3 separate regions of the Homo sapiens genome follow, and regions 1 and 2 are each linked to region 3. A link is a loop called in an ENCODE intact Hi-C map of the cell type or tissue named here. Cell type or tissue: natural killer cell. All regions are shown on one strand.

The links. Hi-C counts contacts between places; a loop is a spot of excess contacts. Peaks named below come from ENCODE experiments on the same cell type or tissue, not always from the same donor. Only the 100,000 strongest peaks of a DNase experiment are listed, where the experiment ranks them.
Region 1: a loop joins it to region 3, with 4 times the contacts of the local background. A loop is called at or near these places in 7 of 110 quality-filtered maps.
Region 2: it touches region 3 in a loop (2.8-fold over the local background); 2 of 110 quality-filtered maps call a loop at or near these places.

What each region holds. Positions count from the first base shown.
Region 1 is chr5:55,020,289-55,028,288 of GRCh38, forward strand. It overlaps GZMK (granzyme K), which reads left to right and starts at 3,968. Exons shown (of 5, transcript NM_002104.3): 1 at 3,968-4,098; 2 at 4,372-4,519. The coding sequence starts at 4,035. LOC102467081 (a long non-coding RNA gene) reads right to left here and starts at 3,881. Exons shown (of 3, transcript NR_104662.1): 1 at 3,641-3,881; 2 at 2,340-2,424; 3 at 1,011-1,234. In natural killer cell, no CTCF peak of the experiment used is centred here; DNase peaks (open chromatin) are centred at 1,343, 2,363, 3,913 and 7,513; H3K4me3 peaks cover 1,883 bases; H3K27ac peaks cover 3,663 bases.
Region 2 is chr5:54,984,892-54,992,891 of GRCh38, forward strand. It overlaps ESM1 (endothelial cell specific molecule 1), which reads right to left and starts at 702. Exons shown (of 3, transcript NM_007036.5): 1 at 326-702. The coding sequence starts at 626. In natural killer cell, no CTCF peak of the experiment used is centred here; a DNase peak (open chromatin) is centred at 4,140.
Region 3 is chr5:55,099,065-55,107,064 of GRCh38, forward strand. It overlaps GZMA (granzyme A), which reads left to right and starts at 3,582. Exons shown (of 5, transcript NM_006144.4): 1 at 3,582-3,688; 2 at 6,410-6,554. The coding sequence starts at 3,619. In natural killer cell, no CTCF peak of the experiment used is centred here; DNase peaks (open chromatin) are centred at 2,697, 3,517 and 5,177; H3K4me3 peaks cover 4,114 bases; H3K27ac peaks cover 4,386 bases.

The DNA of each region.
Region 1 (8,000 bases), 79 kb before region 3:
ATTCCAGTCACTTCATAGCTGACGTGGAGAGGAGTAAAGGAAAAGGAAGTTGAAGTACTATTGTGTGACTTAACTCAATAATGATGGTTTAGAAAACGTATCTTCATATTTATGAAAGGAAGATTTAACATGCAAAATATATTCTGATTTAAAGTTGAGATAGAGGAAGACAAAACAAATTTCCCTCAATCTCACCTTTGCCACCACCATCATTCCACCAAGAAGAGGCCCTAGAGCAGCCCTCTGAAGTATTTACATTTAAGTTGCTTAGGAAAAGGCAGTATTCCAGGTGCCCCAACCCTTATTACAGCCCCAGCTCTGAGTTGAGGGGTACTTTGCTTTCCTTGCCAACTGCCCTTAAGCTCATTCATTTTAAGGACCTAGTGGGAGGGATGGCTGTAATCTGAGGTGAGATTTACATTTTCTTGAGAACTTCGGACTTAATATCATTATATAGCACCCCAATATCCTTCCCAAGCCCAATTTTCAAAGCTGCCATAGTTTCACTATGGGTGTTAGCAGATACATTTACCAAATTAGCTAAGCCATTACTGGACAGAAGTCAAGGCCTGAAGGGTGGTGGGCTACAAGGGAGGGATCCAGTGAAATTCTGCCAAATCCTGATGTCAAGTGCCAAGGGCTGGGGATGGTTGGATAGCTTGGGAAAACTTGATATTGAGAACATTTTTCAAAGGAATGTAAAAGGGAATAAATGGGAAGAGCTTGAAACAAATCTGCTTTGCACTTATGTCTACAGAGCAGTGTTTCTCAGACTACCTGTGGGAAAGACCAATGTGTTTGGAGTTTTAGTTTGTTAATTTGTTTGTTTTTAGTTTCAGCCCATTGTGAACTGATACGTTTATACAACACAAATAAATAGAAAAAAGTAATTAAATAAAAAACAAAGGCATACAAAATACACACCCAATTTTTATTAGATTGGACAAATTTTATTTCATTAATAAAATAAATTAATACAGTGCCATGTTAAGTCGCTGTTACAGTTTCTAAACTCTGGCTCTCAATTTCTGTCCCCATCTTGCTCCAAATCGGTAACAAAGAGGTTCGGAGACTGGCACAGGTCTGCGGGCCATGCTTTGATTGGCATGGCTCTAGGGGGTGTGGCTTATAAATCTGACAGAGCAGGTGTCTGGGCTGTTGAAGAAAGGCAGTCCAAGGGATAGAACCACACGAGGCCTTTGGAGCAGTGGCACAGCTGTTCTATAAGGGTCTCCTGAAACACAGGAGAAGCAGAAACAAAACATCTCTAAGAGCAGCAAGAAAGACAGCTAAACACAGCAAAGAAGAGCCACAAGGCTATGACGTGTGAAGCCAGCCCTCCTCTGAGCACAGCCTTGCACTTGCTCAGTCCGGTACAGTTGCTGTAAAGCCATCCAAAGCAAACATGGCCCTCCCTGCAGCAGACTCAACAGAACAAAAACCAACACCCAGAAATAAATTAGATCGCCGAGCTCATCATGTTACACAGCCCACTGTTCTCAAATCCAGAATCGTGAATATAATAACAAATGATACTATTAACTGGCAAATCGGTCTAAAGCCAAAACCAAATAACTCATTACTATTAACCAACATGATTCTCAGAATTTTCTAGGTCAGCTACAAGAAAGAGTTATGAGACTCTTCCCAACTGAACTAAATCTCACCCATGTCTAATTACACGCAGTGTGTATGGCTAAATCCTTTTTCTCTTCTGCACAGCTAGCTTGTGTCTCAGAGCCCCTAAACCCCCAGGGACTTCTCAAAGGAGGCAGGCATGTAGCCAGGTTGAAAGGAACATAGAGCCGGGAGCCAGCACATAGGAGCTTAAGGGCCACCTGCTAGCTCGGTAATCTCAAGCAAGTCCCTGAATTTCAGTTTATTTATCCATAAAACAAGACTAATGACAACCACTTCCCTGGAAATACAGCTAAAAACGTTCAGCAATTTGTACAACGCTATGTGGACATTAATCCTTACTACTCAGAAATAAGCAGCTGAGAGATGTTTGTAACCATTCCCATTTCCCCCGCCACACACACACACACACACACACACAAAGCTTCGTCCTTTACAATTTATTTCTTCCTTAGAGTTTGGATCACTTCTACCTGTCACACACCATCTTCCTTACGATCCCAGCATCACTGGGATGTAGCAGGGAACTGACGCCATCCTGTCTGCCTTCCAATGTGGAACAATGGCACACAGTAGAGCATCCAAGGTACATCAACAGTGACAAAGATGACTTGAAAATTCACAGGGACATTTGAGTGGGAGTAATAAGTTTGGTTTATTAAGCTTGTGGCTTTTCTTAATCTGGCTCCTCCTTATCTCACCTTCTGCTCTGACAGGAAGTCACTGCTCTGCGTTGGTTTTGTTCATTCTGTTTAACATGTAGAAAGCTTTACTGTTGCCACACACCTGTACAAGGAAAGCAGGTTTTTTATAAAATTCTGTGTTCTGGGAGGGTACTCATTCACATACAACTTAACATACAGGGAGGTCAGGCAGGTGATTTGGTCTAGGTCATAAGCTGTGTTGCCTTGGGCAAATTACTTAGCCTCTTGGAACTTATTTCTTCCATTGTAACATAAGTTGTCCTGCTTTCCTCAAAGACATAGACATGAAACCATAAATGATCATATAAAAAGAATTTTGGAAATAAGGTATTTTACTTATATATTATTAAGTTATAATGAATAATACATAATTATAGTATTATTTTTTATTATTCCTACTCTTTGTGCTAGAAAACAATTTGAAAGGAGTCTCTTGCAATCTGCCGAGCATAATAGCTCTGGATTTTAATTCTCCTTTCTAAAATGAATGGAAGATAAAATGCATACCTCTTAAAAGAAAGATCTGTTGATTTAATGCAAATTTTGATCAGTGTTACTAGGAAGTGATTGGCATTCTGATGCGTGATCTGTTTGTATTCATTTTATATTTGCACTGCTGATCAGTGTCTGGCACAAACAGAATCTTGTAGAATCTTGAGTCTAATACCTTTTGTATTGAAGGCCTGGCAATGCATTGTCATCTGTTCCTGGGAAGAATTACAAAATGCAGTCCTTTATTTTTAAAAGACATTATTATTAAGTCCCTGGAAAAACACATGGCCATTTTCAATTAAAAATGAGTAAAAGAGAGACTCTGAATCAAAAATAGTTGCCAATGTTCACCTTTAACAACATTATGAAATCTCACAAAAATGTAACTAAAATTTAACCAAATTTGGGCAAACTTAGAGAAACGACATGAGTAGGGATGTTTGCTGCAAAACATATGGTTTTCTCTGGTTGGTGCTCAGGCTTTAGCTAAGCCACATTGTGAAGTAACCATAATCTGTGCAAGGTCCATGTCTCTCTTCATCATAAATCTATGTCCAAATGAAAAAGAGAGAAGAATGAAATATGATAGGCACCATTTTGTGCCAGGAAAAATAGTAAGTATTGCTTGAGAGCAATGGACATCTTTGAACTCTGTCTGCAACTTCATTACATTCTTATGGCATGGATATTTTTCATTTATAAATATTATATACACATATAGTATAAATTTTCTTTATAGCATAAGTACTCTGATACAGGTATTAGAGATGGTATCTCCAGATATGAGTTCTTTATGGCATACATACCTCTCCCAAAAAAGTGCTAAAAGCAATTAGCCGGATGTGGTGGTGGGCGCCTGTAGTCCCAGCTACTCGGGAGGCTGAGGCAGGAGAATGGCGTGAACCCAGGAGGCAGAGCTTGCAGTGAGCCGAGATCGCGCCACTGCACTCCAGCCTGGGCGACAGAGAGAGACTCCGTCTCAAAACAAAACAAAACAAAAAAGTGCTAAAAGCACAGACCTGAAAGTCCCCAAACTGATACATAACGTTTACACCTAGGTGTGAAAAAAAATCTTACCCCTAGAGCACCTGTGGTGAGAAAGTCAAAACTTACAAGAACAAAACTCAGTCTTCAGAATCTTCTTCCTTCATCACAGGATCAACACATTTCATCTGGGCTTCTTAAATCTAAATCTTTAAAATGACTAAGTTTTCTTCCTTTTCTCTGTTTTTCCTAATAGTTGGGGCTTATATGACTCATGTGTGTAAGTATCTCCTATATCTACATGTAAACATTAAATGAATTTCTACTGACTATATTGTTATATTATAGATGAAAATTATTTTCACAATCATTCCTATCTTTCTGAACTGTAATGTATTATACAAATTTTTCATCAGTAAAATTATTGTAGCTTTTAGGTAGGGTTATTGTTGTTTTTTAAGCTTTGAAAATAATATAGTGACTGTCATTGGAAGAATTACATGAAACAGTAGTTTAGATCTTTTGTGTGAAACCTTTTGGTCTACTTTTGTAGGTTTCAATATGGAAATTATTGGAGGGAAAGAAGTGTCACCTCATTCCAGGCCATTTATGGCCTCCATCCAGTATGGCGGACATCACGTTTGTGGAGGTGTTCTGATTGATCCACAGTGGGTGCTGACAGCAGCCCACTGCCAATATCGGTGAGTCCTCCACACTTTTCCAGACATGTGTTTTTTCTGAAAGTTATTATAGGTACAAGAGAAGCTTACCTCTCCTGAATGAGAATTTGATCTACTGTTAGCTTCTGTGGTTACTGACCAACTGGTGGCGTTTATTTACCTTCTTCCACATCCACGCTTTCTGTCTTGGGTTTTCCTTTTCAGAGAGAACTGAGCTGCTTTTCCCAGGCAAGACATTAGACAAATTCAAGTCCTCTGTATAATGCAGGGAACACAGCAACAGTAATACTTGAAGCAGCAGTACTCTTGACCTTGTTAGATCACACTGCTCAAAAGGAAATCAGACAACCTGAGCTTGCTCTGTGCTCTGAGCTTCCCCATTTTACAAAGGGGTAATAATCATATCATACCTGCTTTGTGGGTTTTGAGAATTAAATAGTATCTGTTTAAGTATTTTAGCATGCTTGGCACATTTAGTAAGCACAAAAAAATTGCAGCTATTATCATTAGTATTATACGCATGAGAAGCCTACTTTGCCACTCCTAACAGTAGCTACCTAACAGTAGCTACTCACCACTTACAACTTTCCTAGGTGGAAAAAAACAAGTTATTGATGACTTCTAGAAAGAGAAAGATAATGAGAGAGTTATTTTCTAGGATACTTAGAATGAAAGCTTTTCTGAAGACAGAGTAAAACCTTCCAAAGTCCATTTCAGCCTAGGATTCTCTTACTTCAGCTAATAAAGCACAAAACCCCTCTTGGGATGCTGCAACCATCACAAAAGGAAATGCCAGTAGAAAACTAATTTGGTATTTGTTGTTTTGTTTGTTTGCTTGGGTTTTTGGTTTTGTTTTTTGTTTGTATATATGTTTCCTTATGTTTCTTACCTAATAAGCTGAAATGGAGCCTTCTCCTTTTCTTTCACTTAAAGATCTCTCTTAGCTGTAATGGTTTGCTCTCCAGGCATTGTCTATATCTAAACAGAACAATTGAATTGATTTGCTTTTCTATGCTTTGGGGGTTTTGTCTGATTACCCCATTTAAATGGAACTGTTTGATCACAAATTGGAAGTTTTGAAGCCTGCAAACTGGGAGATCTTCTGCTATCTCTAAATAGCAAGCCACTGATTTCCAATTTAATATGGTTACTTCATTTACACAGGGTTCTTGCCCTCATAGAAATCACACTCTCATCCCCATCACTTCTCTCTTCTCCAGGGCATTTGCCCCCTCGAGATCAGAGAGACAGAGTGGGGAACTGTCAGCGAATGTTCATTTGATGCAAAATATGCACATCTTCAAATATGCTCATAATACACATTCAAATGGTCTATAACCTCCCCAGACACAGAGCTTGACTTCTAAATGTTCAACAAACTTTGGATGGAAAGAAAGAAATACACTGAAAGATCTTTCTTTCTTTCTTTCTTTCTTTGGCTAGGCCTGAAACATGGTGTATGAAAAAGTGCTTCACTAGCCATAAAGTGTTATAGGAAATTAAATAATATCACTAAGTTGAATTTTAAATTTTGTCAAGTGGATTTAACTCACGAGAAGCGGATTCCCAAATTGGGGAAAGAGATTATTGACAAAAGACTGGAGAGAGGTCTTGGAGTTTTTTGTGTTTTGTTTTTTTTTTCTTAAAACAAACTATTGCTAAATATCATTTTAAATGGCTGGGGTATAAAGAACTGCAAAATATGTAGATCAAATTTCCTCTACAGGACACTTGGGTGTAAAAAGTAGGCAGATCGGTGGTTGGAAAAATATTAAGCTTTATGAAATTCAAAATATTTACAAAATAGCTCAATGGTGGCTTCCCACAAATGTACTCCCCAGTATCCTGTGGGAATAGTTTGCCCCAAGCCTCTCTCTCAGCAAAATTTTGAAGAGGGCCAAACCTGGGAGTGCTCCCTTCTCACCAGCCATCCACACATCTCCTCCCTCAATATTCTGGCCCCTTTATTAGTTGCCATGTCAAATATAAAAGGAAATTGATAAAAAATGTCCTGTACAAACTTATTTTCAGCATTTTAACTTACCAGAAGCAAAACTCTCACCAGCTGTTGTACCCTGTTCTCCTGATTCTCTCCCAGGCCCCTCTCACAGAGCACTTCCTCCTGCCCCAACCTGCCTAGCAAGTTGTTAGATGGAACCTTCCACAGCCCCTTCCACATGGCCTCACTCCATCTCAAATGCTCAAGGCTCCTGGAACAAAATGGTTCAATGTTCAGGCTCTAGATTCAAGCCAACTGAGCTTTAATCCTGCCCGAATTTGCCTCCTGGAGGCAAAGGTCCTCAAGTTTATTCGTTTACCTGAACCTCAATTTCTTCATCTATAAAATGGGGATTGTCATAATACCTATCTCACCACGCTGTTGTGCGGTTTAAATGAGGGAAGCTTTGTAAAATGCTTAGCACAGAACACAAAGAACTTAATAGATGTTATCGAGTATTGTTATACAATTATCTGTGCCTTCCATGGTAATAACCAAGGAACTAATCTGATGTTGACGAGATAAGACTGGGAAGACCTCCCTCTCTGACAGCCAAGTTCTTCTCCCTCTCTCTTAGGCAAGAGAAATCTCCAAGACATAGGGACCCTGCCTTTGCTGCCAGACCTCAAGGGGCGGGTCTAAGCAGAACCACTGTTGAGTGTCCAGGCGCGCTGGCAGAGAAAAGAAGAGGCTTGAAGGGGGTTGGCACGGGGTTCAAAGAGGGATTGAGGAAAGAGCACTGGACTGGGAGTCACCAAAAGCCAAATTTGGGTCCTGATTCCCCTATTTATGAGGTGTGTCACCTTGGACCAGTCAGAGAACAATCTTTTACTGGTAAGGAATACACAGCCCGTCAGCTTTACCAGCCTTGAAAAAGGTTATTGTTAGGCTCAATGGAGACAATGTTTACAGATGTCTTCAGCAGACCCACTATAAGCCGCACTGTAGTTCTGCTCCATATATGAATCTCTTCCAGGAAAGCTCAGGGTGGGACTCCGGAAACCACATTTTAAACCAACACCTCCAGGTGATTCTGAAGCAAGTCTGAAGACTGCATTTGGGGAAATCCTGTGCTGTGCAACTGAAAAACACTGGCATTATTACTTCCTCTTTGTGTGAATTCAGACTTCAGTTTAGCTAAGGAGGTGGCATCCCAGAACTCAAGTAATTCCAGGTACCCTGTGGGCAGAAAATTTGACCTGAGTAGCACAGATTACAGTTGAAGGATATCTAGAAATTGAAAGGTCAGAAGGAATAATGGTCTGCTTGGGTTGTTTTTGGTCTTAACATGTCCCAGTGGAGACAAAAATAACCAAAACATTTCAAAGGCAATAACTAGCCGAGTAAATTAGTAAAAGACGAAAGAAACCCAGACATTTTTTCAGCATCCCTCCCTTAGTGAGAATCCACCCTCCATACCTCTCATTTGTACCTCATAGCCTTCTTTGTGTGAGTCATTTAGGCACGTGCCCACCTTTCTGTTAGAGCATTCATCCTGAAGAT
Region 2 (8,000 bases), 110 kb before region 3:
ATCCTTAACAGATTACCTGTCAAGTTTCTAAAGTTTTCCAGAAAAGGAGCCAACACAATCTTCCATTGCAGCTTTCTTTTTGCGATCTCCTAAGGCAACGAGTAAAATGCCACACTTCTTTCTGTGCCTTCCTGCACACTGGTTTCAGTTGCTACTTGGAGCTATCCTTCAGTCTCTACCCATGACAATACCTGTGTGGTGCCTTGTCAAGAATCCACCTGCCTTTTCCCTCTTACTCTTGAGGAGCAAAGCCACCTCACCTCCCAAGCTGGCTAAAAGCTCTCAGCATGCCCCGGGAGGGGAGAGGTAAGGGGTCACTCTTTACCTTTGCAGATACCAAACTCTTCACCAAAAGGATCCTCCCCATTAGAAGGCTGACACCTCAGCCCCGGGCCACACTTCATGCCATCCATGCCTGAGACTGTGCGGTAGCAAGTTTCTCCCCGCCCTGCAGCGCACACTCGGCAGCAGCCACAGTCGTCGAGCACTGTCCTCTTGCAGCGCGGGCTGCTTTTGCACTCACTGCTGTCACAGTGTTGAGGGCAGTCCACCGCATAATTATTGCTCCAGGCGGCCACCAGGTGTGCAGGCACGAGGAGCGTGGTCAGCAGCAAGACGCTCTTCATGTTTCCCAGCTGCCTCCGGCTCGGCTCTCCAGTCGTGGTCTTTGCTGGTGGGAAGCAGCCGTCCAAACTGGTAGCTGAGCCTCTGCCTACACGTTTATGAGTTTTATACACTGGGTTGCCCGCATGCTTTCCCGTCATCAATTTCCTCAACCCAGCAGCAGCGCTGTCCTCCTGCCAGGCTCTCTTGTTTTGGTTTATGAAATCCAGGATGAAGGCTGGATTAACACGCTGCTGCCATCCAGGAATTGAAAAGCCCAAGCTGATGTCATCTGTTATGTTTAGATGGTTGTTTTGCATGAGGACTGAAAAACTCACTCACATCCGTCTCAAGGGCTCAAGGACGTCTGTGAAGGAGGGATAAAGAAGGTTGCACACCCTCCTTCAGGACGGGAATTGTTCTGACCCTGGCATATCACTTGAGGTGTAGCTTTGTCTCAGAGCCTCTGTAGTCAGGAGGAAAATGATATCAACATGAATCATCAGGACCGAAGAAGCTTCTTCAAAAAAAATAATAAACATTTGGTATTTCCCCTCAACAAATAGCTATGAGATCATTTGAAAGAAGAAAGGGTTATATTGTGTCTTTTCAATACTTAGAAGAAAGAAAATATTTTGATAGGGCTATTTTTTAAGACCCTCTCTTCCTTCCTCTCACCCCTCTCCTCAAATGTTATTTCTAAAGCAATTCATGTTACATATATCTAAGCCTATTGTGGATATAGCTGTGCTTCCAGTACAATGTGGAACTGCCTCTGAGAATTTCTTTTAAAATCAATACAAAAAGCCACAAGAGAGGTAAGATCCTTTCGGCACTGCTTCTGGGTTACTCAATTCTGGAAAAACTTATCAGTTGGACTTCTGATCCAAAACTTCCTCAGGGGAAGGCTCATCCATCACTAAGTCTGCTTGTCCAATGACGGAGTCCACCCAGAGCCCTTCCCCTCACCTCCTGGCATCTATCAGAGCCCTCACTAAAAACTGCCAAGCGCGGCAGCCAGCCCAAGGCAACAAGTGGCTCAGCAGGAAAATCAGAACACAGCCCCCAAGAAACAAGTCACAGGGAAGGGAAACATTACCCCTCAGGAAACAAGGTCTGCATGCTAAGAGGGTTACCGTGCCTAGGTCCCTCTGGGAAAACAGAGTAGCCCTCTTAAAATATCAACTGTGCCAGGGTCTTATTAAGTAAGGTTAAAGAGGAGAGAGGGGAGTTCTTACACCAACCACATGCCGAATTCCATGCCCCCACCTCACTTGTCAAAAGAGATATAGACTCACTGTCACTTAGTAAATAACAACCCAGTAAAGTGGGTAATTCTTGGTCTGTCACAAATGAGCTGTAAGAAATTCACAGGACTTCTCTTGGCCTCAGCTTCCTCTTTTGAGAATTGATGGTGTTAGGCTACCTGACCTCTAAAATTCTTGTTTCCCATAGAAGATGAGGCAGAGCGGGCATTGGATGTAACTTGAAGATCGGCTTTTGCAAATGCAATTTTAGGGGGACACAGGGAGTAAATTCAGAATACAGAGAATTGAGGCAGTAGGAAATGAAAGCAAGAGTTTTAGCTTTCAAATTTTCCAAATTTTTCATGACAATCCAATTTGAAATACTCTATCTCCCCAGAAGCACTTACTTAGCAGGTGGCACACTCTGATGTTTTCAGTAATGGGTAATATTTGTTGAGTTAATAGCTTAAACACTTTACATGCATTAACTCATTTGCACCTCATCACAATATTATGAAGTGGCTGCTATTATCATGCTTATTTTTTAAAAGAAGAAACTGAGTAAGAAAGAGGTTAATTTGCCTAAGGTCCCTATATTGAAGGGATGGATGTTAGTCTAATGTCAGAGCCACATATTCTATTGCCTATTACAATACATAATTGTGCTTTCATGGCCAATAGTTCCAATGGCCTAGGTCGCAATTTAGGCTGACCCTAGAAAATGTCCCTTGTTACTGAACACCACTTTCTGAGGAGTAGTTAACTGGAATAGTGGTTAATAATAATATCTAACCTTTACAGAGATCTGACTGTGTGCCAGATGCCATGCTAAGCAGTTTATGTAGATTACCACATTTAACTTTCAAAACAACCTCAAGAGCTAGGTGCTATTCTTATCCCCATCTTAGATATGAGAAAACTGAGGCCTAGAGAGGGTAAGTAACTTGTCCATCATCACACAGTTAGCAAATGGTGAAGCCAGGACTCCAGCCCTGAGACCAACAAGCTCTGGAGACTGGATTAAGGATTGTAAAATCAAATACATACAGGTGCCAAACAGGTGCCCAAGGTGGGTGACATGGTAAGCTATACTAGATGTAATACAGAAGGAATGGAGTGGATTTCGTCCTCCTGAATAGCACATAAAGACATGAAACTCTTCCACTATGGAAGATAAAGGGAAACCAAATTGATAATACCTTCAGTAAATGACAACTAAACAAATGTAAGTTGAGAGTACCAAATCCAAATAGTAAACCAAACTACAATGCACAGGTAAGTGCAGAAAATATGCCCAATAGAGTTCACCAGTGGTGGAACTATCTCAATACACAGTGCCTAACAACTCATTTTAGGGGAACCTTCAATCCCTCCAAGACCCAACAAAAACCATTTGTCCCAACACAATCCCTGTAAGATTTTTATCTAGTGATTTCTGTCTTCCCCAGAGCCTTGAGCCCAGATCAATGAATTCCATTAGGAAAGTTAGCAATGACCACAAAGGGTTAGGAAATGGGAGCACGAGCAACCAAGGAGCCAACTCTAAGCTGCATTAAAAAGCAATAAGATGATGGCAGAGCTGTTGATAGTGAGTGCATGAGGTCCACCCATTTCACTTGCTTTGTGCTGGGGACTGGAACATCTCTCATCTTGCTCTGCCTGTATATCAGTTGTCAAGTCAGAGTGAGAAAGGGCAAGAGGAATTGCACAAGATTTTCACAACTCCTAAAATGTAAGTTCAAACTAAGGTGGGTCAAACCATACCATCTGTGGATCCAAATGTTGCAGCATATGGTGTTTTGCAATGGGGGCAGAGAAATGATAAAACCAAATATCTATTTAACCCAGTATACCCTGTATACTTAAAATGCCACTTTGATTTTTTTCTTAAAGCTGGTATTGTGTTAGGAAAATAAGCTTTGGTAATGTGCATTAATATTTTGTGTTTATTTTGTACATTATGATTGCTTCTAACCAAATAACAAGGATTTTTTTCTGGATAGGTAAAAGTAGTCCAGTGGAAAGGCTCTGGGCAGATCCCAGACTCTCAGAAGGTGGTTTATGGTAAAGCGAATTATACCGTACTTACTGTGCCTTCCTAACAAACCAGCTCTACCAGAGAAGTCTGGTTTAAATTGAATTACAAAGGCAGACTTGAGGGCATAAAGTTTGGAGGAGCAAGTGGAGACATTTACATGCAGATTTTAGGTGATTTGGTTTTTAGGTTAGTTTTGGTTGTGGTTTTTGATACCATCTGAAAGTCTTCCTGCTTTGACACTAGCTGATAGCAATTTTGCATGTGCCTACTGCAAGGTCTAGCCCACAGCAGGAGCTTAATACTTAATAAACACATAAAAGGAACCAACTGTTTCCCAGAATCATCTTCAGATGATAGTAAGTTAAACGGGCATCAATGTGTTCCCTTTCTTTCTCTTTCCACCAGGAGAAGCAAAGTGAGGCCCAGATTCTAGGGCAGGCTAGGTTAAGCTGCAGAATGTGTTTACTTGTGGGAATGAGGTAGAGGTGTCAAGAAACAGCACATCCAATCCAAGAGACATCGAGGATTGGATGGAGCCTGAGCAAAGACTGTAGTCCCATTGCGGCAGTTCCTTCACAGCTAACCAAATTTGTCCTGTTGACCTTGGGCTTGGCAATATCACATCCACCCTGGAAAGTTCATGGGAGCCCCTCATAGCCAATAGAACTTGGTGAAATACTTCTGCCAAACTGGCTGGGATTCACGGCAGTCACAGGTCAGCTGTCAAAGCCCAGGGCCTGAGGAATCTTCCCAGAGCCTCCTGCCCTGAGTACAGTTTGCCTAGAAACAGCTTTACCACTGCCAAGATATGTGATCTTAGGCAAGTCACATGCCACATACCTTAGACCTCTCCTTTCTCCTCAGTACCTCAATAATAAGAGGGCCAAACAGGGCAACAGATATGAAACCATCGTGACTATTATTATCAAGCGTCTGATTTCTGAAGATTGGCTTCATTCTTTAAATGTGATCTTATGTCTTGGAGCAAATATTTTCCCAAAAGAAATCTCTCTAATTCTTTAAGTTTCTATTTTTAATAAAGACAATTTTAATAGCAAAGTGGAATTGAATGTACCAATATATGATTTACAGGCAATTTTCAAAAACTACACCTGCTTAGAAGAGCAAAGTGAAATGCATCTGCTTTAATTAGGCTTCTTGCCCATATGGGGGCTCTCTGATTTGTCTTGATGAGCAGGTCAACCTCGTAGGCAGCTGGGGTGCCATCACACAGAGCTCTGCAGGAGCCCTGAGTGTGAGGGTGTGTGAGTGACTGCAAGAAGATAAGGACAGGACACCCGCAGTGTCTGCTACAAACCCAGAATGTCTGGGCACCTCTCAGAGAACTTGGCACTATATCCAGATTTTTACTCCAATGGAGCCTCTGAGGAAGCAGCCACAGAGTCAGGTTGTTTTTTAACCCTGTTCAAATCTAGAAACTTCAACTTTGGGTTCACGCTGCTAGGAACTTTTTTAGAGCCAGGAAGTCTGGCTTGGAAACATGAAGAGCTCTTACTCACTGAGGTGCCTTCTTCTCCTCTTTGCCCCCAGTTCTGGCAGTTTCTAATGTGGGGCATCAAGGCAAGCTTTTCTTTCTAACAGCTAGCTCCTTCTCAAATCAGGTTCTGAATCTCGGACTCCATCAGCAAGAGATTCCTGTTTCACACAGCATCCCTCTAGCTGCAAATATGAACCCACATCCAGAAGCACCATGTGCCACCCTGACATGAGAAGCAATGTGAGTAGCAAAAGTAGCTCTGAACTCAGGACCAGAAGACGTAGGTTGGCATCCCAGTTTCATAATCAGCTATGGGTAAGGCACCAACCAGCCTCCTCATTAACATTAAGTCATTTTCTTTTAATAAAATATAAGGGAGAGAAATGCCTTCCCTTTCTCAAAGAGATGTTGAGATCAAAGGAGAATGTGGATTAAAAACATGATGCCAACTAAATTACTGTACAGGTGTAAAACATTATTACTTACTCTATAAGACAAATTAAACCATGAGAGAAAATAAACCAGTGGCTCTCTCAGGTCTCACGCATTCCTCCATTCCTCTCACATTCTGCAAGATGGTCTAGTTTCTCATTCACTTAATTCACAGCAAACCATGATGACTGAGTTTCAACATTCTTCCTTAGGAAAACTCCACCACCCCTCCTAGCAGCCTGCCTCGCCCCATCCAAGCATGGGATGACTAAACAGCTCACTAAACTTCTCTGCTAAAAGAGTTTTTAAAAGTGTCACCAGTTTCCTACATGACTAAAGAATTACTGTAGGCATTGGAAGTCATTTAGACACTAGAACTAGAGAACATAGATTTTTAAAGTCATATTAGAAGTTATTGCTAAGATATTTGGAATTTCCACTAGGAATTTTAGAAAGATAGAATTTCTGATTAACACAAGAATCATAGGAAATGATTCTGCTACTTTGCTTCTCTAATGACATGAAATTTCCTTTGCCTAACCTTAAACTGACCCCTTTTATAATGTAATAAAATGTTAATCAGGACCACCCTCACCAAACTCATCAGTTTGTCCAGTGATAAATGGCCTTAGCCGTTTATATGACATGTGAGTTGAATAAATGATTGAATGTTCAAAAAAAAGTTAACCACTAGATGAAGAGAAATAAGAAACATAACTTCCAAGCCCCTTATTTAGGACATTTTCAGGATTTGGCAGTTTCAGACTCACTCTAATTTGGCGTCAAAATATTTTGGCTTCTTTCTTCCTAGGCAGTTCCTGATGAAGCCTTTTTTTTTTTTTTTTTTTGGCTGCCACGGACTTCATGAAGTCTCCAAGCCTGTGATCTGAGAGCTTAGTGCAGCACAGCTGAGGGTGCCTGTGACGGGTCTCAGCAAGTGTGTCTCAAAACAATTCTCCACACCACCTGCATGAGAGTGTCCTGGGAAGTTTGTCAGAAATGCCACAGCCAGGGATTCCAATCTGATGGGTTGGGGTAGGTCTGGGAGTTAACATTCTTAACAAATAAGCCAGTTGATTCTGACAAACCCAAAAATTTGAGGAACCTCTAAACTAACAGTTTTTCCCAGTCACATCTCTTCAGGTTAGTGAATTAGTACTTAACGTTACTCTGAAGACTTCTGACAGAAAAAGTCTGTCTCTGAGGGATTGACCTAGGATTTTTATTTATATTACGCTCATGAATTTTTAGCTTATTTCACTAATACACATCTTCACATGTTAACATCAATGAAGATGAGATGTAATCATCATGATGTAATTGTCACTGACTACATGTGCACATTAAAATTTGCAGGATGGGTGCCAGTCTCTGGGAAGAGAATCTTAAAGACAATCGTGGAGTTCTCTTTTAAAAAATGTTGTATCATCAATGATTTTGATGACCCAGAAGACAATACTATGTGAAATAAACATGGATGGCATTTACATGTGATTTAGGAGGATCAGATACGAATGTGGAGACATTTTAGGAATATTTTAACCAATTTGTTGAGTTTATATTTTTCTTTCTTTTGAAGGTACAAAAGTTCTAAATTATAAAAATCTATGTCCATATAAGCCCTAAAAGGGTCCTTTCAATAAGTATGAGTAAAAATTCTAGTGCTACACACATGTTTACAGCTGCACATTTTGCAATTGCAAAAATATGGAATCAGCCCAAATGCCCATCAATCAATGAGTGGATAAAGAAGCTATGGTAGATAGATAGATAGATAGATAGATAGATAGATAGATAGATAGATGATAGACAGATAGATGATAGATAGATAGATAGATAGATAGATGATAGATGATAGATAGATGATAGATAGATAGATGATAGATAGATAGATAGATAGATAGATAGATAGATAGATAGATAGATGATAGATAGATAGATAGATAGATAGAAATGATAGATAGGTAGATAGATAGATAGATATAGATAGATAGATAGATAGATAGATAGATAGACAGACAGACAATGGAATACTACTCAGCCATAAAAAGGAATGAATTAACAGTATTCGCAGCAACCTGCATGGGATTGAAGACTATTATTCTAAGTGAAGTAATTCAGAAATGGAAAACCAAATATCATAGGTTCTCACTTATAAGTGAGAGCTAAGCTATGAGGATGC
Region 3 (8,000 bases):
TGGAAGACTTTAACACCCCACTATCAATATTAGACAGATCAACGAGACAGAAGGTTAACAAGGATATCCAGGACTTGAACTCAGTTCTGCACCAAGCAGATCTAATAGACATCTACAAAACTCTCCATCACAAATCAATAGAATATACATTCTTCTCAGCAACACATCGCACTTAATCTAAAATTGACCACATAATTTGAAGTAAAGCACTCCTCAGCAAATATAAAAGAACAGAAATCACAACAAACTGTCTCTCAGACCACAGTGCAACCAAATTAGAACTCAGGATTAAGAAACTCACTGAAAACCACACAACTACATGGAAACTGAACAACCTGCTCCTGAATGACTACTGGGTAAATAACAAAATGAAGTCAGAAATAAAGATGTTCTCTGAAACCAATGAGAACAAAGACACAACATACCAGAATCTCTGGGACACATTTAAAGGAGTGTGTAGAGAGAAATGTATAGCACTAAATGCCCACAAGAGAAAGCAGAAAAGATCTAAAATCAACACCCTAACATCACAATGCTAAAAACTAGAGAAGCAAGAGCAAACAAATTCAAAAGCTAGCAGAAGGCAAGAAATAATTAAGATCAGAGCAGAACTGAAGGAGCTAGAGACACAAAAAACCCTTCAAAACATCAATGAATCCAGGAGGTGGTTTTTTGAAAAGATCAACAAAAATGACAGACTACTAGCAAGACTAATAAAGAAAAAAAGAGAAGAATCAAATAAATGCAATAAAAAATGAAAAAGGGGATATCACCACCGATCCCACAGAAATACAAACTACCATCAGAGAATACTATAAACACCTCTATGCAAATAAACTAGAAAATCTAGAAGAAATGGATAAACTCCTGGACACATCCACCCTCCCAAGACTAAACCAGGAAGAAGTTGAATCTCTGAATAGATCAATAACAGGTTCTGAAATTGAGGTAATAATTAATAGCCTACCGACCAAAAAAAGTCCAGAACCAGATGGATTCACAGCCAAATTCTACCATATGTATAAAGAGGAGCTGGTATCATTCCCTCTGAAACTATTCCAATCACTAGAAAAAGAGGGAATCCTCCCTAGCTCATTTTATGAGGCCAGCATCATCCTGATACCAAAGCCTGGCAGAGACACAACAAAAAAAGAGAATTTTAGACCAATATCCCTGATGAACATCGATGCGAAAATCCTCAATACAATACTGGCAAACCAAATCGAGCAGTACATCAAAAAGCTTATTCGCCATGATCAAGTTGGCTTCATCCCTGGGATGCAAGGCTGGTTCAACATATGCAAATCAATAAACATAATCCATCACATAAACAGAACCAACAACAAAAACCACATGATTATCTCAATACATGCAGAAAGGGCCTTCAACAAAATTCAACAACCTTCATGCCAAAAACTCTCAATAAACTAGGTATTGATGGGACGTATCTCAAAATAATAAGAGCTATTTATGACAAACCCACAGCCAATATCATACTGAATGGACAGAAACTGGAAGCATTCCCTTTGAAAACTGGCACAAGACAAGGATGCCCTCTTTCACCACTCTTATTCAACATAGTGTTGGAAGTTCTGGCTACAGCAATCAGGCAAGAAACAGAAATAAAGTGTATTCAACTAGGAAAACAGGGAGTCAAATTGTCTCTGTTTGCAGATGACATGATTGTATATCTAGAAAACCCCATCATCTCAGCCCAAAATCTCCTTAAGCTGATGAGCAACTTCAGCAAAGTCTCAGGATACAAAATCAATGTGCAAAAATCACAAGCATTCCTATACACCAATAACAGACAAACAGAGAGCCAAATCATGAGTGAACTCCCATTCACAATTGCTTCAAAGAGAATAAAATACCTAGGAATCCAACTTACAAGGGATGTGAAGGACCTCTTCAATGAGAGCTACAAACCACTGCTCAACGAAATAAAAGAAGACACAAACAAATGGAAAAACATTCCATGCTCATGGATAGGAAGAATCAATATCATGACAATGGCCATACTGCCCAAAGTTATTTATGGATTCAATGCCATCCCCATCAAGCTTCCAATGACTTTCTTCACAGAATTGGAAAAAACTACTTTAAAGTTCATATGGAACCAAACAAGAGCCCACATTGCCAAGACAATCCTAAGCCAAAAGAACAAAGCTGGAAGCATCATGCTACCTGACTTCAAACTATACTACAAGGCTACAGTAACCAAAACAGCATGGTACTGGTAATGGCTGCACAACTATGCAAATATACTAAAATCCATTGACTCATACACTCTAAATGGGTGACCTTTATGGTGTGTGAATTATGTCTCATAAAGTTGTTAGAAGTCAACATAAATGGAAGAGCAACCATTCACATAAAAATAAACAAAATTGTCAATGTTTTAAGAATTTTTCAGTAGGTGTAGTTAATTACAATTTGACTTTTTTAAGTCTGCACTAAAATTACTCACCAAAACCAATAGCAGGGTCCTCACTGCTGTTACTGAAAATGATTAACCTTTGATACACTTGTAATATCTGAGAAAAAGAAATGCAGGGGTCTCAGCAGGGCTCCCTTCTAAGGTCACTTGATTTCTAAAGAAGTAACCACTAGGTTTGAAGTCATCAGGATGTTAACTATGGGGATGGTTGGTTCAGTACCCAACATCCTGACAGCACATCTGACCATGTATATTGTATCGGAGACCACATCCTCAGCTCAGAAAAAGAGCTGAACTCATTTCAAATAGAAAGCACACTGCATACTGTTCCTCCAGGGACTGAGGTTGACTCTTCTTAGAGTGAGACATTCCCCAACATTGGAACAAAAATGACTCCCACTTCTTTTCTCACCTAAACCTGTTCAGAAGAAAGTAAGGAAGAAAGGCAGGAAGCAGGGGTCGGGGGGGGGCGGGGAGGGAGGGAAACTCGGAGATACTTTCAGTATCTAAAGTTGTGAAACTAGACAATCAGGAACGCACAATCAGAGGGCTGAAAAGGGCCAAGAGCCCCTACCCTCCTCCAGCCCATGTTCCCACACCTGCCACAGACCAGGCAGGAGCACAATAAACACTCACCACAAAGTGGGGAAGGAAAATCCAGGCAGGAGCCTCTATGTAAATAAATCTCCCTCCTGTCCTCAGCTTGCACTTGGCCTGCTAATTCTTATATAACCCAAGGAGACAGCTAGAAAGAATTTTGATTGGTGACCAATTTTGAGGACTTTTATTAAAATTCTAATTTAAGTCTTCGAGAGTTTCCAGTCATGGATACTACAGATAATATTGCAGATGATGAAAGCGTCTTCAAAATCATAGCTGAGACACTTTACAGTCTTCCCTGGTGTACTCTGATGGCAACAAGGTCCCTTGCCCCTCTCCTACCCTGTAGAATTCCAGCGCCCCCCTCAGCAGTCCTAGCAAAGGAAAGCCTGCCTGCTGGCAGTGAGCCATCATCCACCATTCTCACTTATTTGGATTTGGTTTCCTAATGCTAAACTTTGAAACTTGAAAAAAAAAATGAAAGGAAACCACATCCTTTTTACTCTCAGTATATAGATAGAGGCAGTTAAGAACTGAAAACAGATTTTCAGGTTGATTGATGTGGGACAGCAGCCACAATGAGGAACTCCTATAGATTTCTGGCATCCTCTCTCTCAGTTGTCGTTTCTCTCCTGCTAATTCCTGAAGGTAAGACTGATTCTTCTCATTTCCATTATGACCATGAAGCAAAATGGAGCAGACTTTCAATGAACTTTTGGCAATATTACCTTCCTATACTGAAAGAAGATGTTTTCCCCCAAGCCTTATAATGTTTAGCCAGGCACAATGGCACATGCCTGTAGTCCCAGCTACTAGGAACGCTGAGGTGGAAGGATCACTTGAGCGCAGGAGTTTGAGTCCAGGCTGGGCGACATAGTGAGACCCTGTCTCTATTTTTTTTTTTTAAATAGCATTCTTTCTTGGATTTTAAATATGTCTGTATTTTAGAAAAAAAAATCTTTTCTTCTCATAATTATTTTGCAAAAGATAGCAGAACCACCAATGCTTATTGCTGCCAATTTGTAACTTGAAAATTGCCAAAAAGGACAATGTAAAAATGAGTTAACAAAACTCTCTTGTTCGTAAAACAAATAGTACCTTCCAGGAAAGGAATAGTGGCAACTTAGTCAGCTCAGCCTTTCCTGCTGCAGAAAATGCATAGATAAAGACAATTAAGACAAATCTGACCTAGACACCAAAAGTGAATCAGGAATTATTAGAATTTTTATACTTATTTCTCTGGTCTAGAGACTCTTTGGCAATAAATTAAGGCGTGAGGCCAGTTCCCTCATTAACCCTTTGGGTGTGCTATAGTATTTTTTATTAAGCTAATTTTTTGTCTACCAAATGGTAACCAATATTTCTGCTTTTGTGTGAGTTGAGCATGCATGGGTTAAAATGCTGTATAATTCATGGTATTACCACTGAAAGGGTGACAGCTCTTGGGGAGCTCTAGATTTCCCTTGAAGAACCTGCTAGGAAGTGAGGACTACTCTCAAGCTGTGGCAATATGGAGCCAGCCACGGTTTTTCCCAGGATTCATCAGCTTTTGGAGGCAGGGACTTATGTAATAACCTGCCTTGCCAGGAATTCCCAAAGAACTCTGGTTTATCATATTTAGGTGCATATCTGGTTTATGCACCTAAATATGAGAAGACTTTGGGAGGCTGAGGTGGGTGTTTCACAAGGTCAAGAGATGGAGACCATCTTGGCCAACATGGTGAAACCTTGTCTCCACTAAAAAAACAAAAATTAGCTGGGTATGGTGGCACGTGCCTGTAATCCCAGCTACGCAGGAGGCTGAGGCAGGAGAATCGCTTGAACCAGAGAGTTGGAGGCTGCAGTGAGCTAAGATCGTGCCACTGCACTCCAGCCTGGTGACAGAGCGAGACTCTGTCTCAAAAAAAAAACAAAAAAGAGAGAGAGAGAGAAGAAATATAAAAATAACAAGGCTGCAGGACATTTGGGACAAAGGTTGGCTATGTTATAAGCAGGGCATAGTATGACTATATTCAGGCATGTTAAATCCTCCATAACAGAAAAACACAGGGCAGATAAATCCAGCCATATCTTTTCTTCAAAGGAAAACAACAAAAGCAACCTGCTGTGCTCCTCTTTGTTTCCTGTGTTCAGAGAGGGCAGTGTGGGCCCATATAAGGAACAGACAGCAAAGCAAGGCACAGTTGAAATCTATCTGTACATGAATCACCCTAGGAAAATTGGGATTGGGTGAAGGTCTTTTGTTTCTATAAGCTCTTTACCCTTTTGTTTCTAGAGCCTAGAATTTCTTCCTCCCAGTTTCCTTTTTAAAAGCAGAGACCTCTGCTTTTTCAAATCACACTAGCCACATTTCATGTGGTCACTCTCCTCCTTGCTCTTACCCTCATCAAATCTTACGAAAGGCTTCTATAGCTGTCATTAATACTTGCCTGTGAATTTGGCAATGACTTAGTCCTAATTATGGAACAAGAGGCACTGTGCCCTATTCAAGAAACCATGAGTCTCAGCAAAACTATTTTGGGAGAATCCAAGAACATCTGGTGCAGGAGGTGGAGCACTCGGAGTGTATCACTAAGACATAAGGTTCTCTCTATCTGCATGTATGGTTTGCCTTGTGTTTAGTTCTCACTGTTCCTTAACAATGGGTCTCTACTTCAAGACTATCATCAAGGAAATGTCACTTAGGCAGAATTCTTGGCATATGGTATCTTCTCTCTTCTCTTCCCTATCTCATTGGAAAAGACCTTAGATTAAACCCCATGGTTTGGTCTAGAGATTGAAGGGGAGGTGCAATCGATGTTATTTTCTTAACTTATGAGTGAGAACAGTGCAGTTTAATAACCAAAAGTCTCATAATGACCAAAGGACTGAGGGGTAGGGTCACAGCTAAACGATGCTAATATCGGTTCATAAGCTATATTTTTGCAATGGCTTGGGGTTAAAAGGGAAGTTATGAGGCTTCTAAAAGTCTTATCTATTTCCCCCAAATTAATAGTTAGCCAAAAAGGGTGGGAGCACTTGAGGTTGTCACTACCACTGGCATTTCCTGCAGCAACTGTTGATGGTAAAGACCAAGGCAGAGCTTTCTGCCCTGGGGCCTGAGGTTGCTGGTTTGTGACATCCAGCCTAATGATCCTGGAACAGTCAATGGCCTCGCTTCTGTGGGTGGAAAAACAGGACCCTAGAGTCCAACAGGAATAGGATTTGCATCAGATGTCTGCGGGTCTACATAGAGTAAAAGCAGGGGAAATGCTCTCATCCAGACTTCCTCTCTGAGTGCAAAAAGCATGGCTGGTCTTAGAAACATGACTTTGTGTAGAGCTCTTTGGGGGTGAGCACCAATCTGATTTGTCTTTTTCCATTGAACAGATGTCTGTGAAAAAATTATTGGAGGAAATGAAGTAACTCCTCATTCAAGACCCTACATGGTCCTACTTAGTCTTGACAGAAAAACCATCTGTGCTGGGGCTTTGATTGCAAAAGACTGGGTGTTGACTGCAGCTCACTGTAACTTGTAAGTGCCTGGGTTTTTAAAAAAAAGTTTGTAAAGATACTCTAATTTGGGGAAACATTAATAAAAAGAGTAGGCCGGGCACAGTGGCTTACACCTGTAATCCCAGCACTTTGGGAGGCCAAGGCAGGTGGATCACATGAGGTCAGGAGTTTGAGACTAGCCTGGCCAACATGGTGAAACCCCATCTCTATTAAAAATACAAAATTAGCCAGGCGTGGTGGCGCATGCCTGTAATCCCAGCTACTTTGGAGGCTGAGGCAGGAGAATTGTTTGAACCTAGGAGGCAGAGGTTGCAGTGAGCCGAGATCGCACCATTGCACTCCAGCCTGGGCAACGAGAGTGAGACTCCATCTCAAAATAAAATAAAATAAAATAAATAAAATAAAATAAAATAAATAAAATAAAATAAAATAAAATAAAATAAAATAAAATAAAATAAAATAAAATAAAATAAATAAAATAAAATAAAATAAAATAAAATAAAATAAAATAAAATAAATAAAATAAAATAAAATAAATAAAATAAAATAAAATAAAATAAAATAAAATAAAATAAAATAAAAAAATAAAATAAAATAAAATAAAATAAAATAAAATAAAAAATAAAATAAAATAAAATAAAATAAAATAAAATAAAATAAAATAAATAAAATAAAATAAAATAAAATAAAATAAAATAAAATATAAAATAAAATAAAATATAAAATAAAATAAAATAAATAAAATAAAATAAAGTAGATCCCACTGAAGCCATGGGAGGTTCATATGTATCTTCACATCGCTTAAGTCTTTGGGCACTTGCTTGAGCCTAAAAGGAAGTTAGGCCCACACTTGCCACAAAGAATCAGGCAATGAGGAAGCAGCATCCACAAGCTCTTTCTGTACATCTCCACTGAGCCATTGGGTACAGGTGCTGCAGAGCTTTGCTTCTGTCATGACTGCGTGACCAGGTAGAATTAGCCTCAGCATGGAAGGGTGAAACTTTCAGTGCCCCCTCAGAGCCCTGGGTGCAACCATCAAGTACAGAAAGCTTGTGTCCAATGACCTTCTTGTATGCCTCCGTGAATTCCTCTCACATCTTTGGCCATCTCTTCACTCCTGTCGACCACTACATTCAAACCTCTTCCCAGGCCTGGTCTTTTCCTACTCTCTAAATCAAGCCTCTAAACCTAGGCCATTCAATATGATAGGCACTAGCTACATGTAGCTATGTAAATTTCAATCAATTAAAGTTAAATAAAATCTCAAATTAGTTCCTCAGTTGCACTAGCCACATTTCAAGTCCTCAGTAGCCACATGTGGCTAGTGCAGATTCATAGAACATTTCATCATAAAAATATGCTCTACTGGAAAGCACTGTTCTAAGGTCTTTTTCTTTTATTTTTTAATTATTTACTTTTTATTGACATATAATAGTTGCACATATGTTGGGGATACATGTGACCA